2 separate regions of the Homo sapiens genome follow, and region 2 is linked to region 1. The links are chromatin contacts, found by Hi-C or POLR2A ChIA-PET in ENCODE. All regions are on one chromosome and are shown on one strand. The core of a region is the stretch at or near the end of the contact, and the rest is flanking DNA. Distances in the headings are between cores, read along the strand shown. Region 1 overlaps NIBAN1 (niban apoptosis regulator 1). Region 2 overlaps NIBAN1 (niban apoptosis regulator 1).

Region 1 (7,880 bases), core at 3,393-5,892:
GATTTTCTTTTCTTTGAAAGTGGAATATTCAGCACTTTGGGAGGCCGAGGCGGGCGGATCATGAGGTCAGAAGATAGAGACCATCCTGGCTAACACGGTGAAACCCCATCTCTACTAAGAAAAAAATACAAAAAATTAGCCAGGCGTGGTGGCGGGCGCCTATAGTCCCAGCTACGTGGGAGGCTGAGGCAGGAGAATGGCATGAACCCGGGAGGCAGACCTTGCAGTAAGCCGAGATTGCACCACTGCACTACAGCCTGGGCGACAGAGCGAGACTCCGTCTCAAAAAATAAATAAATAAATAAATGAAAGTGGAATATTGTTCAAATAAACTGGCTTATAGTAATAAGAATAACCACCACTTATTGAGCCCTTATGAACACAGTACACGCATAACCTAATTCTCACAACAAAATGTAAATTAGTTGTTATTATCCCATTTCACATACAAAGGAACTGAGGCTCAGTTATATAACTTGCGCAAAGAGGACCCAAACATGGGCTGCCCCAATCCTTCTTCCACTCTTTCCATTGAGTCACATGGCTACCCAAGTTTTTCTCCTGCTTGTCCAACTAACTATAAGTTTAAATAAGAGTAAGAGATAGCACACTGCACTTCCCTTTGAAAGCAGAGGAGTCATTAGTCCTGTGAAAAAGTTTTCCTTCAGAGTGACTATTAAAACTGAACTAGGATTATGCTAAGGGGCACATAATCAAGTGAAGAATCTCAGACTAGAATTTAGGTCTCAGTTTCTAATGGGGAAATTGGGGATGACAATATCCACAGAAAATTATGCAGTACTGGGTTGGGGTCCCTGCTCTGTCACAGACCAGCCATAGGTAAGGCTCTTGCACCCCCAGGCAATCAACAGTCATCACCATCACTACCACCATCATTATTATTGAATGGATGCCAAGAATGAAACAATAAAAAGATAATTCCATCAAATGTTTATTTAAAACTACTCTATCAAGATAATGATTTTTTATTTGCTTTATCTCCAAAATCATTTTAAAAAAAACAAGAGTTATAAAGGTAAGAACCCCACCCAACCCCAACCCAAATGAATGCATTCACCCTGTTCACTAGTGCAGAGGAGTCTGTTAATTTAGATGCAGATAATCTCATGAGATAATATAATGGTCTCTATTATCTTAACGATGAACAAGGAATCTGAGCCTGTTAGTGAGAAGGTGCACGACTTTTTTCCCAGGCCATCCAGGATTGTTTAGCATAGTGAGATGAAATTTACAAAAGGTAAGTGAATGATGAGAAGGAGTTAATATAATTTATTCCCCAATGTAATTTTCTCCACATTCTTAGGCAGGCAGGCCCCAGACACTTTGTCTTTTCACTCCATCATTCTCCTAATATGTAACAAGGGCCATTAAGCTAGGTAAAAAGATGAATTGCTAGAGATCATTATGCACGCTTTCAGCAGCCCATGAAATGTACCCAAGAACAATAAAGATATCTGATGACCTGTCAAGAAGATGCTTATGCAAATGAGAACATCATGATTATACTTCTGCTTGTTCATCTAAAGGCTATCGTGAAATATAGATTGAAAAACTTCACTTGCTCAGTAGCATCACAAATAAGAAGCTGGTTTTCGATTAGGTTATGCTAGAAATGAAAATTCATGGCCACATGCCTAATTCAGCTATAAAAGAAGACAATAATCGACATAGAACAGCATCCAACCTGATTTCCTTGGGAAACAATAATTTCATTACATGACAGTTCTTACCGCTCCCTTGAATTACAGTATTTGGTGCTGAAAATTACTTGTAATCCTCAGAAGTAAAATATATTGTGAGCATATATCATCAGCATCTTTCTGCTCTTAAATAGTAAGTGATATTTCTGACTTGAATTCAATAACCTTCAAGGTATCCATGAGAATTAAGACAGAAAGAGGTTGAGGCAATGGATATAAGCCATACAGCAAACTCCTCATGGGAGCATGAACTCAGCTCAGTTTTTCTGACACCCAGCCGCCTCCTCTCATGGCTATGTAGTGAGTGACATTGTATGCAAGAGTGAGGCATTGGCTTCAAGGAGGACCATGTGCATTAAATATTAGCTGTGTGGCCTTTGCCACAGTCTCCCTGGGCTTCAGTCTCACCATCTGCAAATGATAACAGTACCTATCTTGGAGGGTTATTATGAGAATTTAGATGAGGTAACACGTGTAATGTTCTTACCCTAGTGCCTGGCAGGTAATTAAGGATGCCACTTAACAAATGACAGTGATTATCAGATGAGACATCCATCTGCTTAGCTGACATCTCCACTTGAACCTCAATCTTAGCCTGTCCAAAAGTGAACTCTTCATTTTCTCCATCAAATGTGTTCCCCCAGTCTTCCTTCTTTCAATAAGCAGCAACTCCATTCTTTCTTTTGTTCAGGTCAGAAATTGTGGAGTCATCCTTGAAGCCACTTTTTTTCCCCTCATATTCCACATACTTCATCAGCAAATCCTGTCAGCTCTACCTCCAAAATGTATTTATAACCCAACCATGTCTCCCTACCTCCAGCTACCCCCTAGTCCACACCACCATAATCCCTGGCCCGGATCACAGCTCCAGCTTCTTCCTGTTTGGCTTGCTTCCTCCCTTGTCCCCCCTACAGTCTATTCTCTACACAACAGTCAGATAATTCAGACTATGGCGTTCCTCTCCTCGAAACTCCCCATGGCTTCTCTTCTTACACAGAGTAAAAGCCCAAGTCCTTCCAATGGCCTATAAGTCCCCCTGAGATGTGATCCCACCTACCTTGCTGCCCTGTCTCTGCTCACAGTTCCCATTGCTCATTCCTCCGTAACCACACTGACCTCCCTGCTTCATCATCCTTGGTAATGATACCATCTTATTATTTCTTAGTTTTATTTCTCCCTACCACCACCTCTATGATGTAAGTCCCATGAGAGCAGGGATTTAGTCTGCTTTGTTCATCCCGTTTCACAGAACAGGGCATATTTCTATTTGATGACTAGAAGGAAAGACACACAATGAATGCTTCATTATTATAAGAAATAGATAGGCCAGGCATGATGGCTTACGCCTATAATCCCAGCACTTTGGGAAGCCAAGGTGGGCAAGTGCTTGAGTCCAAGAGTTTAAGATCAGCCTGGGCAACATAGCAAGACCTCATCTCTACAAAAGAAAATTGAAAAAATAAGCCAGGTGTGGTGGCACATGCCTACAGTCCCAGCTACTCAGGAGGCTGAGGTGAGAGGATAGCTTGAGTCCAGCAGACAGAGGTTGCAGTGAGCCATCGCACCACTACACTCCAGCCTGGGCGACAGAGCAAGACCCTGTCTCAAAAAAAGAAAAAGAAAAAGAAATAGATGTGTTCCATGACGTTTGAGGTTTTAAGGGCTAAACCAGGGGTGTCCAGTCTTTGGGATTCCCCGGGCCACATTGGAAGAAGAAGAATTGTCTTGGGCCATACATAAAATATGCTAACACTAAGGATAGCTAATGAGCTAAAAAAGAAAATTGCACACAAAAAAATCTCATAATGTTTTAGGAAAGTTTACAAATTTGTGTTGGGCCACATTCAAAGCCTTCCCGGGCCACATGCAGCCCACAGGCCATGGATTGCACAAGCTTGGACTAAACTAAATGCTGCAAATTAAGGTTTATAAGTTCATCCTAAGTAAGTTTTTTTGAAAAGACTTAATCAATCAATTAAACAACTTGTTTCACTAATGAGAAAACCGAGGCCTAAAGACAAGCCCAAAGTCACATGGTATGTGCCAGAACCAGGATTCAAACAAGTTCTTCTACACCAAGTTCATGTACTTGCCCCTCAAGTTTATGCTGTCTATTAAGTCTGAAGCATACTGAAGTCTCAACTCCATAAATTATAGAAAATATATAGAAATTCAGTTCTGATTCCAACTGGCTCCAGGAATGGTTGACTAAGGATTTTGAAGAAAAGTATTTTATTTGATGTACAGTTTATTTAAAATCTTTGACTTTAGGTTGCAGAAGGTATACTATTATAAGTGATAAAACCAGTTGTTGAGAGTCCATGTCCCTATCACAGTGTTAAGTGCTTTACGAGGATTAGTGCAATGAGTCTTTACAACAGCCTTCGGAGGTACTATTATCCCCACTTTGTAGTGGAAGAAACCAAGGTTAGAGGAGGCTAGATAACTTGCAGAAGGTAGCACAGCTAGCAAGAGATGGGGCCATTATCTGTACTTGGGTGCTCTACCTCCACAGCCAATGCCCTACTGAATCAAGAAAGCTACACAGTTAACATTTTATGGTAAATGTTTCTTAAGGGTTTAGTTGCTCTGTAAGTTCATTTTATTTTGTCCACTCTTCTAAAAATGAGACATATTATAAATATCATTTTGAAAGCGTCTTTTACATATCTTAGTGAAACTTATGCTCATTTGCAAAATACATCATATGTGTATATTTCTCCTTAGAATGAACAATGCAGAAATTTAAACATATCCCTGGAGAAATGCTGAGTTTGGTTATCAGCACACCTTAAGGCATCAAATATTTTCATTAAAAACATGTGGAGACATGAAGGTTTGTGCTCCCTTTCTCAGACATCCACTGATGTCAATAGCAGTGATGATCTGAAATAAACAAAGTAGTTAGCTATAGTACGCCTCAGGAGTTTCTCGTGGAAGTGCCAAATAATGATACCGAAGGGAGGAAATGCTGAAACATGAAATGTGTGAGTAAGTGGGTTAGTCACTAAAGTTGTCATGGGTCAGGAGACATATCTTATGGCTTCTCAGAACTTAACATTCCAGAAATCACTGAAAAAGGTGAGAAAGTTCAGAGAAAATGAGACAACCTCAGAGTCTAGTGACGGTGTTTTCCAAAGAACACTGGATAAGGTAATTATGTTATTTCAATTTCAACTGCAAATTATATGATTCAAGGAGCACTTCATTACTCAAAATTCCTAAGGGGGAAAGATTATGTATTGGTACTACATTGTTTAAGATAAGAAACTTTTTAAACATCTAAGCCCTTATCTGAAACATTATCTACATACACAACGGCTCAAATGTGATTTTATGGAAATCGGTGAGTTAGAGAGGGAGAGTAAGTTGGATGGGGGAAACCTTGGACTATTCTAGGACAAAAAGTTCAGAAAATATTCCAGACCTTGGGAATTTGGTTATAGGTCTAGAGTGGAAGCCAAGAACAGAAAATGAGACAAAAGAGAATGAAACTCATCTGTTATTTCCCTTAACTGCTATCCACGGTGCCACCTCCTGGCTAGGAAAAAGGGGTAGTCATGTGAAATACTAGGTTTTCATATCTTTCCATCCCTTTAAGAGAAAATTCAGAAGAGATAAGAAAATCTTAGCATTTCCTTGTGAGTTTAACCATTCAGCTAAGGGAAATGCAGAAGACCAGGGCAAAGGCAAATGACCTCAGGGCCTCTTTTATCTGGGTTAATGAGGGAGTCAAGCACGAGCCTGTCTGGCTGGCTGCTTGTGCCTGCAGTTCTTCAGGGGCAGGGCAAATTATACTTAAGTTTTAAGTCTAGGGTTGAAAATACATCAGATTGGAAAAAAGGCTTGTCATTTTCGGGATGCTTATGTGTAACTCAGAATCAGAGTATATTCTGGTTTGAACTGGAAACTTAAATCTTGGAAATGTTTGGTTTGGTTTGGTTGGATACCATGGATTATGAAAAGAGCTCTGCACCAGGAGTGTGGAGACCTGAATTCCAAGCCTATGTGTGCTTTACTAGCTAGGCAGATGAGAACAGCTCATTCAGCTTCTGAGATTACAATAAAAGAGTTGGATTAGATGCTTATCTCTAAGTTTCCTTGCAGCTCTATGAATCTTCTATGAATCTTTATTCGAGAACAGCTGTCTAAAAGAAATGCCATGTGAGCCATAGATGTAAGCCTCAAATGTTATTTGGTCTTCCAGTAGCCACATTAAAATTTTTTAAAAACTGATTACATTAGTTTTAATATATGTTATTTAGCCCAATCATAGGGCCAAAATTGTATTACTTCAATATGTAATTGCTATTAAATAGCAGTTTTGTATTAAATAATATTAATTATTTTACATTATTTTCTTTGTACTAAAACTTCAAAATTGGTGTGTATTTTAAACTTGCATCATATCTTAATTTGGACTAGCCACATTTCAAGTGCTCATTAGTTATATGTCCCTAATGGCTGCTGCAATGGACAAATAGATATAAAAGGCTTCAATCTTTTCTTTTCTTTTCCTTTCCTTTCCTTTCCTTTCCTTTCCTTTCCTTTCCTTTCCTTTCCTTTTCTTTTTTGTTTTGTTTTTGAGATGGAGACTTGCTCTGTCACCAGGCTGGAGTGTGCAACCTCTGTCTCCCAGGATCAAGCCATTCCCCTGCCTCAGCCTCCCGAGTAGCTGGGACTACAGGTGCGCACCACCACGCCCGGCTAAATTTTTGTATTTTAGTAGAGACGGGGTTTCACCATGTTGGCCAGGATGGTCTCAATCTCCTGACCTCGTGATCTGCCTGCCTCAGCCTCCCAAAGTGCTGGGATTACAGGCGTGAGCCACAGAGCCCAGACTCAACTTTTCTTACATAAAGAATATGAAGCCTATACCCTGCCTTCAAAATTAGAATCCACTTAAAGTAGAAAATGTATTCATTGAAATGTTAGGTTCAACATGTTGAGGGTGATATAAAGGAAAAAGTGACAATAAAAACAAGGGATAGGACTTTTGACAGGAATTGCCAATGGAAAGATACAAAGGCAAGGTGTGTCATGTAGAGATGAGAAGGTTGGGCAGAAATAATGTATGCCACCTCCAGGCCTGGAGCACAAAATCTACCCACATAATCCTCCACTGTCTATCTGCCCTTATCTGCAGATGTATGCACAGTGTCCACTTAGTGTCTTTGTGGCCCTAAGAATCATGAAGCCACTAGCCATTAGGTCAGGGATTATTTTTTCTTTTTGTTTGTTTTTTTTTTTTAGAGCCAAATTCTCACTCTTGCCTAGGCCGGAATGCAGTTGTGCAATCACAGCTCACTGCAGCATCTCTTGATCCTGGGTTCCAGCGATCTTCCTACCTCAGCCTCCTTAGCAGCTAGGACTACAAGCATGCGCCACTACATTTGGCTCATTTTTGTTTTTTGTAGAGACGAGGTCTCACTATGTTGCCCAGGCTGGCCTCAAACTCCTGGTCTCAAGCGATCCTCTTGCCTTGGGCCTTCTAAGGTGCTGGAATATGCCCAGCCAGGTCAGAGATTATTGATCTGGAGCCTGTAGACCCTCATGGGCTCTGTGGATAGAATTCAGGCCATCCAAACACTGAATGGAGGAAAAGAACACCTGTGTTTTATTAACCTTCAACTCAAATTCAGCACTTCTCCAACCCTGAATGTAGGCAACAAAACAGTGTAATTTAGCAGTACTTGTGACTTTGTCACCAATAGAGCTCACAGATGTTTTCGTAGCACATTTAAGTTGCTGCATATCTTAGAATAGCACTTCTTCAAAATGACAGTAGTTATTAAACCCTCCATGAGACCTTGTCATTGAATGCATTAATAAAGAGCACATATATTACCATATCACAGATTTTAAAAATATTTTGATAACTACAGTTCAATAAAATTGGTTTCTTTTATCATCCTCTCTATATTTTTTTCATTTAAAAATGTTACTCTAAAAAGGGGTCCATAGGCTTTAACAAACCACCAAAGGTGTCCATGGTACCATGCACTAGATGAAAAGAGTCTGGGTCCACACACAAGCCCACTGCCCTTCATTAGCCCCCCACCAAATCACCCTGGATAGTGTGATGAGTGAGATACAAATCACTATAAGCCACTGAGCGTTGATGTCTGTTTCAGCAGTTAGACCATTCTAATTAATGTA
Region 2 (7,880 bases), core at 2,295-4,794, 110 kb before region 1:
AAGAATACATGTATACCCCATGGAGATCCAGGGACCCAAGGATGAGTTACAGTGGTGTTGGTCTAGTTGAAAGTATAAAAATATAAGAACTCACCCTGAGAATATAAAACACTTCTCAAACAAATGGAAGAATGGTGTTTCTAGTAAAGACATTGTTCTGAGATAAATTTTTGGCTGCAGAGAAAAATACTGCCTACCTTGTCCAGCTAAAGGCAGTCCATCTCTTGAATTCTTGACTTGTCAATAAATATTAAAAGACTATTTGTCAACAGCGAAAAGGAAGTGGTGACTACTAGAACAAGTGAAGACAGACTAACCTCATTTCCTTCAGATAGACATACTAGATTGGTAGATTAGAAGGCTGTCGGAGACATCCTGTACCTAGGCAACTATAACATCTTGCATGATTTTGATTGGCACAGTAAAGAAACTTAGACTGGCTGATGATGCAAATAGACACAATCAAATAGTTAAAACCACCCAAATCATGGGTGCTGGGTAAAGGGCTGAGGTTATTGACATCCTGGAGGGAAATCTCCAGGGCATTGCCTTAAAACATGTTCAATTACTTAGAAAAGAGTGTGAGTGTGTGTGTGTGTGTGTGTGTATGTGTATTATAGTTATTAAATTTTCTTTACCAACTACATATGAGACACTGAGTTAGGCTCTGAGGATACAAAGCTGAAAAAAATATGGCTTTTAACTTCAAGTTCCTCACAGTTTAGTGGATGACAGAACCAGGATCCAAAATGGGGTACAATACGGATAAATGAATCTTGCACTTAAGTCCAAAAACACATCCATATAAGTAAACAATATGTGCCTGATACATAGTAGGCATGAATAAAAAATTGGTGAATAAATTGAATGAATAAAGGTACGAAGTTTGAAGAAAAAAAACCCCAAACCCTGGGGTTTCATTTAGTTGCAAGCTCAGTGCAAGTCAGTCAGGGGTGTGATACAATTGTCCACAAAGCATGTAAGGTTGAGCCTCATAAATGCGAAATATAACAGGAACAAGAATGGTCACAGATGTATTCTGAGGTATGCTCCTCTGAGCTCATCATTCCATGGCTCTAGCTCATGCTGGATACCAGAATATTTTACAAACATTTTTTAAAATAAAGAAAAAAGTGGAGTACTTCTGAAGAAGACCAAGTGAATGAGGAATCTCACAGCCTTGGAAAGGAAAAACCTAGAAGAAAGAGATCTTTATCTATACGAAGATCTTCAATGGAACAGAGGGCTGGATTCGTTTCATGGAGATTCAGATACTAGAACCAGGGTTGTGTCATTTAGAGTGTGGCAGATTTTGACTCAATATAAGGAGCAAATTTCTAACATATGGGCTTATCTTAAAGTCAAATAGGCTCCAACAGGATGTCAAAATTTCCCCTAGAAAGGAAGTACTCCATCTGGGCTGAGTTACCTTGTAACAGGTGTACAGATTTGCTCAAATCTCTATTATATAGTCTCATGGCATCATGTGCCTCCCACCACTGTACTTACAGCAGTTATAATGTTACAGTTATTAGTGTAATCATGTGAGATATGTCTTTCCCCAAGACTGTAAACTCCAAAAGGATAGGGTGCTGCCATTCATATTCACCCCTGCATCCCTACTCCCTAGTACATAGTACTTATTAAGTGTTCAAAGAAGGAAAGAAAGGAGGGAACGTGGGAGGAGAAGAAAGAAAACCAGCACTAGAAGGGGTGCTGGTTTAAATCTCCTATAAAGTTCTTCTAAATTTGAAATTTCATGGTTACAAACAAACCCAGGTTGCAAATGATTCACATTGTCTTAACGATTGCCTTCCCTACTGTTGTAAAGAGATACTGAAGGGAACTGATGTACTCTACCCCAGTGCTTCTCAGATTTTGGTGAGCATCAACATCACCTAGCAGGCTTGCTAAAACAGATAGCTGGCCCCCACTCCCAGAGTTTCTGATTCAATAGGTCTGGGGCAGGGCCCAAGAATTTGCATTTCTAAGAAGCTCCCGAGGTGATGCTGATGCTACAGGTCCAGGAACACACTTTGAGAACCACTCCTCTACCCAGCATTAGGAGAGTGGTTCTCAAATCAGAATCACTTGTGGTAAGGCCGGGCATGGTGGCTCACGCCTGTAATCCCAGTACTTTGGGAGGCCGAGGCAGGCGGATTACCTGGGGTCAGGAGTTTGAGACCAGCCTGGCCAACATGGTGAAGCCCCGTCTCTACTAAAAATGAAAAATTAGCCGGGCGTGGTGGCGGGCGCCTGTAATCCTAGCTACTCTAGAAGCTGAGGCAGGAGAATCACTTGAACCCGGGAGGCGGAGGTTGCAGTGAGCCGAGATTGTGCCTTTGCACGATCGTGCCATTGCAGCCTGGGCGACAAAAGTGAAACTCTGTCTCAAAAAAAAAAAAAAAAAATCCATTCTTGGTTTTGCCATAGATATTCTGATTCAACAGACCTGGAATTGGATCCAGGAATCTGTATTTAAACAAGCTCTTCAGGTAATTCTGTTGCAGTTGATTTACACATCACGTTTGAGAAAAAAAAAATGACACAAAAGCAAAGGTGATAGTAGAAGACCATGGTTCTTGAATGCTTAGCGTCTTGATGACCTTGTTCCCTCCTTAGCAGGTTACAAAAGGTCTACTCTGTCAACTGCTCACCCACTTAACACAAATGAACCCTCGCATTTAGTCAAAGTGATGGTTAAAAATAGTACCACAATGAAGCTTTATCAAAAAATATGTGGATAAGGAATCAACACTTCAGGTGGGTTCATGAGGACGCCATTCCAAACAACTAGAACTCTACCCATGGTGGAACCCCTTCCTCCTCCCTTCGGAAGCAGTCATCATTGTCTGGATGTAAATCCCCAGATGTAACCCTGATTGATCTCATTTTCTCTTTTCTGGCACTCAGTGGATATGTGGATTATAGCTTGTCTGTGATAGCTTTCTTTCCCTAGCATGAATGATCTGTTTCTTTACCATAAGTTTTTTTTCAAAGCCTTACAGATATGAAAATGACCCACACTCCAGTCTTTTCTAAAAAGTATGGATGGTGTCATCAGACACTTTCCCCCCCGCAAAAAAAAAGAGAGAATATTTGCTTCTTTCCAAATACCATCAAAATACTCTGTGTGCTGAAGTTGTGATTCATTGAACATGCTTTCCATACACCTGAAAGAGTTAATCTATCACCCCGTGTGCCATAGCCACCGGAGCAAAGTCAGGCCAAGAGAACAATGACACAATCAATTATTTCCTATCTTCCCTGGACAAATCTATATGGCTTTGTATGGGAAGATTTGTATTCTAAGACAGTGAGTGCAAAACTATCTCCCAATCCCTTGATAATTATTTATGGAGATGCTGCTGAGATGACCTCTGGAGAAAAAAATTACACCACAAAACCTAAGCAAAACAAATGAAAACCATCTAATTCCCTCTTTAAAAATGTGAATTTGAAAAAGTGCCCACCATATAATGTTTTACAGGCAGGTGTGGCCATCACACACCCGGGTTATCTTTCAGCTCAGACCACAGAAACTGGGTCACGTGCCTCTCAGTGACGTTGTGGGCATCTGTGTGGCTTACTCTCTGCAGGCAAGTTTACTACACAACTTGGATACGATTTAAAGCAAGCTTGACTGTTCAAACAAATAGGGAAGATGCTTCTTTAGTCACGACTTGTCCTTCATTTTTGATGACACTTTCTCTTATTTCTGGAAATGCTGTTGACAAACGGGTCTTGGTATAATTTATCACTGTAGCACATAAAAATACTAGGGACATTCTTCCTGACTGATTCTATGGATTACCTGCATCTTGTGAAATCAGAACACCTTAGTCTTACCAACATCTGTGAGAGCACACTTTCTACAAGTAAAGGCAGACAGTAAAATAACTTGGCTAGCTTTACATGAGAGAACAAATCACTGGCATTAATTGGCATCACTCATCATGTCCTAGCCTAACACACCTACAGAGTGTAGCACTGTCTGATGATGCTATCTGGGAATATTCTACTCATCATCATTACCAATGATTAATAATAGCATCTACCTTGAACTTGTCAGAGGCTTTTACAATTTACAACATTTCATTTGATTCTCACTGCAATCTCATGAGACAGGTAAGCCAGATGTAATCATTTCTGGTAGAAAATGGAAAAAACTGAAATCGAAGAAGTTTATGTCATTGCCCAAGGTCATATGAATAAATAACTCATTTTATCAGGTCGGAAAATAAGAATAAAAATAATAGGCACAATATAGATTTCTAGTCCCATGCAGATTCAGCTCCAAAAAGGAGCTAACCTTACTTAAAACTTTTAACTACTGCAGTTTACCCTTGTCTAGGACAATACATCCCAGCTTCATTATTCGTAACCTTTTTCCAAAGACCTAAGAAATTAAACTGACCCATGATCCATTTTCTTCCTAAGAAGGAGGGATGGCAGCCACATACTCCTGCAAACCCATCACCCTGCCCTGATCAGAAAGGTGAGAACACTGGCTAATTTCATGGCCCTCTCCTTAGATTTGGAGGGGCAGTATACAATTTAGTCCTCTTAGAGACCAGATAATTGTTTTAAAAAAAGTAGAACTTCAGTAGTCATGTACCAATAAAGATAATGTCTACATTCCTGACCTATTACAAGAAGAACCAGTACCGCCAACAGAGTTCTCTTTAATTTCTGGGTTATCTGAGCCCACAATGTGTACCAATTTTGAATAATTGCTTTAAGCTAAAAGACACTAGGAAAGCATTTTCCCATTGGGGTGGCCAAAGGCCTGGGATCCTGTGCATCATCAGCATGAGTTGTCTCACTAAGGGATCCATTTAACAGAGCTTTACACTTAGGGTAAATAGGTGATTTCATTGTGAAAACGCTAAGCATTTACAATTATTTTCAGTAAAGTTCAAGGAGCATCTTGTTTAATAACTTGGCTAACAACAAGCTTAAACAAAATAAGATGGGATTACTGAATGGAATATTATGCAGTCACTAAAATAATATTTTTTTCTTTTCCACAAATTAAAATAACAATTATGATGACATTATGAAAAAGTAGTTTGGGGATAACTTTAACTGCAAAAAGCAGATTATAGGCCAAGTATGATGGTTCATGCCTGTAATTTTAATACTTTGGGAGGCCAAGGAGGATTGCTTGAGGCCAGGAGTTCAAGACTAGCTTGGGCAACATAGTGAGACCCCCGTCTCTACAAAAATTTTAAAAAGGGAATGTGGAGCCAAGATGGCCGAATAGGAACAGCTCCGGTCTACAGATCCCAGCGTAAGCGACGCAGAAGACGGGTGATTTCTGCATTTCCATCTGAGGTACCGGGTTCATCTCACTAGGGAGTGCCAGACAGTGGGCGCAGGCCAGTGTGTGTGCGCACCGTGCGCGAGCCGAAGCAGGGCGAGGCATTGCCTCACCTGGGAAGCGCAAGGGGTCAGGGAGTTCCCTTTCCGAGTCAAAGAAAGGGGTGACGGACGCACCTGGAAAATCGGGTCACTCCCACCCGAATATTGCGCTTTTCAGACCAGCTTAAGAAACGGCGCACCACGAGACTATATCCCACACCTGGCTCAGAGGGTCCTACGCCCACGGAATCTCGCTGATTGCTAGCACAGCAGTCTGAGATCAAACTGCAAGGCGGCAGCGAGGCTGGGGGAGGGGCACCCGCCATTGCCCAGGCTTGCTTAGGTAAACAAAGCAGCCAGGAAGCTCGAACTGGGTGGAGCCCACCACAGCTCAAGGAGGCCTGCCTGCCTCTGTAGGCTCCACCTCTGGGGGCAGGGCACAGACAAACAAAAAGACAGCAGTAACCTCTGCAGACTTAAGTGTCCCTGTCTGACAGCTTTGAAGAGAGCAGCGGTTCTCCCAGCACGCAGCTGGAGATCTGAGAACGGGCAGACTGCCTCCTCAAGTGGGTCCCTGACCCCTGACCCCCGAGCAGCCTAACTGGGAGGCACCCCCCAGCAGGGGCACACTGACACCTCACACGGCAGGGTATTCCAACAGACCTGCAGCTGAGGGTCCTGTCTGTTAGAAGGAAAACTAACAACCAGAAAGGACATCTACACCGAAAACCCATCTGTACATCACCATCATCAAAGACCAAAAGTAGATAAAACCACAAAGATGGGGAAAAAACAGAACAGAAAAACTGGAAACTCTAAAACGCAGAGCGCCTCTCCTCCTCCAAAGGAACGCAGTTCCTCACCAGCAACAGAACAAAGCTGGATGGAGAATGATTTTGACGAGCTGAGAGAAGAAGGCTTCAGACGATCAAATTACTCTGAGCTACGGGAGGACATTCAAACCAAAGGCAAAGAAGTTGAAAACTTTGAAAAAAATTTAGAAGAATGTATAACTAGAATAACCAATACAGAGAAGTGCTTAAAGGAGCTGATGGAGCTGAAAACCAAGGCTCGAGAACTACGTGAAGAATGCAGAAGCCTCAGGAGCTGATGCGATCAACTGGAAGAAAGGGTATCAGCAATGGAAGATGAAATGAATGAAATGAGGCGAGAAGGGAAGTTTAGAGAAAAAAGAATAAAAAGAAATGAGCAAAGCCTCCAAGAAATATGGGACTATGTGAAAAGACCAAATCTACGTCTGATTAGTGTACCTGAAAGTGATGTGGAGAATGGAACCAAGTTGGAAAACATTCTGCAGGATATTATCCAGGAGAACTTCCCCAATCTAGCAAGGCAGGCCAACGTTCAGATTCAGGAAATACAGAGAATGCCACAAAGACACTCCTCGAGAAGAGCAACTCCAAGACACATAATTGTCAGATTCACCAAAGTTGAAATGAAGGAAAAAATGTTAAGGGCAGCCAGAGAGAAAGGTCAGGTTACCCTCAAAGGAAAGCCCATCAGACTTAACAGCGGATCTCTCGGCAGAAACCCTACAAGCCAGAAGAGAGTGGGGGCCAATATTCAACATTCTTAAAGAAAAGAATTTTCAACCCAGAATTTCATATCCAGCCAAACTAAGCTTCATAAGTGAAGGAGAAATAAAATACTTTACAGACAAGCAAATGCTGAGAGATTTTGTCACCACCAGGCCTGCCCTAAAAGAGCTCCTGAAGGAAGCGCTAAACATGGAAAGGAACAACCGGTACCAGCCGCTGCAAAATCATGCCAAAATGTAAAGACCATCGAGACTAGGAAGAAACTGCATCAACTAATGAGCAAAATCACCAGCTAACATCATAATGACAGGGTCAAATTCACACATAACAATATTAACTTTAAATATAAATGGACTAAATTCTGCAATTAAAAGACACAGACTGGCAAGTTGGATAAAGAGTCAAGACCCATCAGTGTGCTGTATTCAGGAAACCCATCTCACGTGCAGAGACACACATAGGCTCAAAATAAAAGGATGGAGGAAGATCTACCAAGCAAATGGAAAACAAAAAAAGGCAGGGGTTGCAATCCTAGTCTCTGATAAAACAGACTTTAAACCAACAAAGATCAAAAGAGACAAAGAAGGCCATTACATAATGGTAAAGGGATCAATTCAACAAGAGGAGCTAACTATCCTAAATATTTATGCACCCAATACAGGAGCACCCAGATTCATAAAGCAAGTCCTGAGTGACCTACAAAGAGACTTAGACTCCCACACATTAATAATGGGAGACTTTAACACCCCACTGTCAACATTAGACAGATCAACGAGACAGAAAGTCAACAAGGATACCCAGGAATTGAACTCAGCTCTGCACCAAGTGGACCTAATAGACATCTACAGAACTCTCCACCCCAAATCAACAGAATATACATTTTTTTCAGCACCACACCACACCTATTCCAAAATTGACCACATAGTTGGAAGTAAAGCTCTCCTCAGCAAATGTAAA

What was found. Hi-C counts contacts between places; a loop is a spot of excess contacts on that map. ChIA-PET counts read pairs that join two places held with the same protein, here RNA polymerase II (POLR2A). Pooled maps may share reads with other maps.
Region 2: a pooled map shows a loop between it and region 1 (2.1-fold over the local background). The contact joins two enhancer-like sites. A Hi-C loop is called at or near these places in 3 of 50 pooled maps. POLR2A ChIA-PET finds 5 or more read pairs at or near these places in 3 of 52 experiments (A549, MCF 10A and T-cell).

Annotation. Positions count from the first base shown.
Region 1 is chr1:184,949,074-184,956,953 of GRCh38, forward strand. All of the region lies in intron 1 of NIBAN1 (niban apoptosis regulator 1), which reads right to left. Among named protein-coding and RNA genes, the nearest start is that of NIBAN1, 21 kb to the right of the region's middle. Within about 2 kb of position 4,643, at least 2 of the 41 ENCODE cell types and tissues checked have a DNase peak (open chromatin) inside an H3K27ac peak, as active enhancers do.
Region 2 is chr1:184,840,372-184,848,251 of GRCh38, forward strand. All of the region lies in intron 5 of NIBAN1 (niban apoptosis regulator 1), which reads right to left. Among named protein-coding and RNA genes, the nearest start is that of EDEM3, 89 kb to the left of the region's middle. RefSeq lists a silencer at 3,483-3,572 and an enhancer at 5,516-6,121. Within about 2 kb of position 3,545, at least 3 of the 41 ENCODE cell types and tissues checked have a DNase peak (open chromatin) inside an H3K27ac peak, as active enhancers do.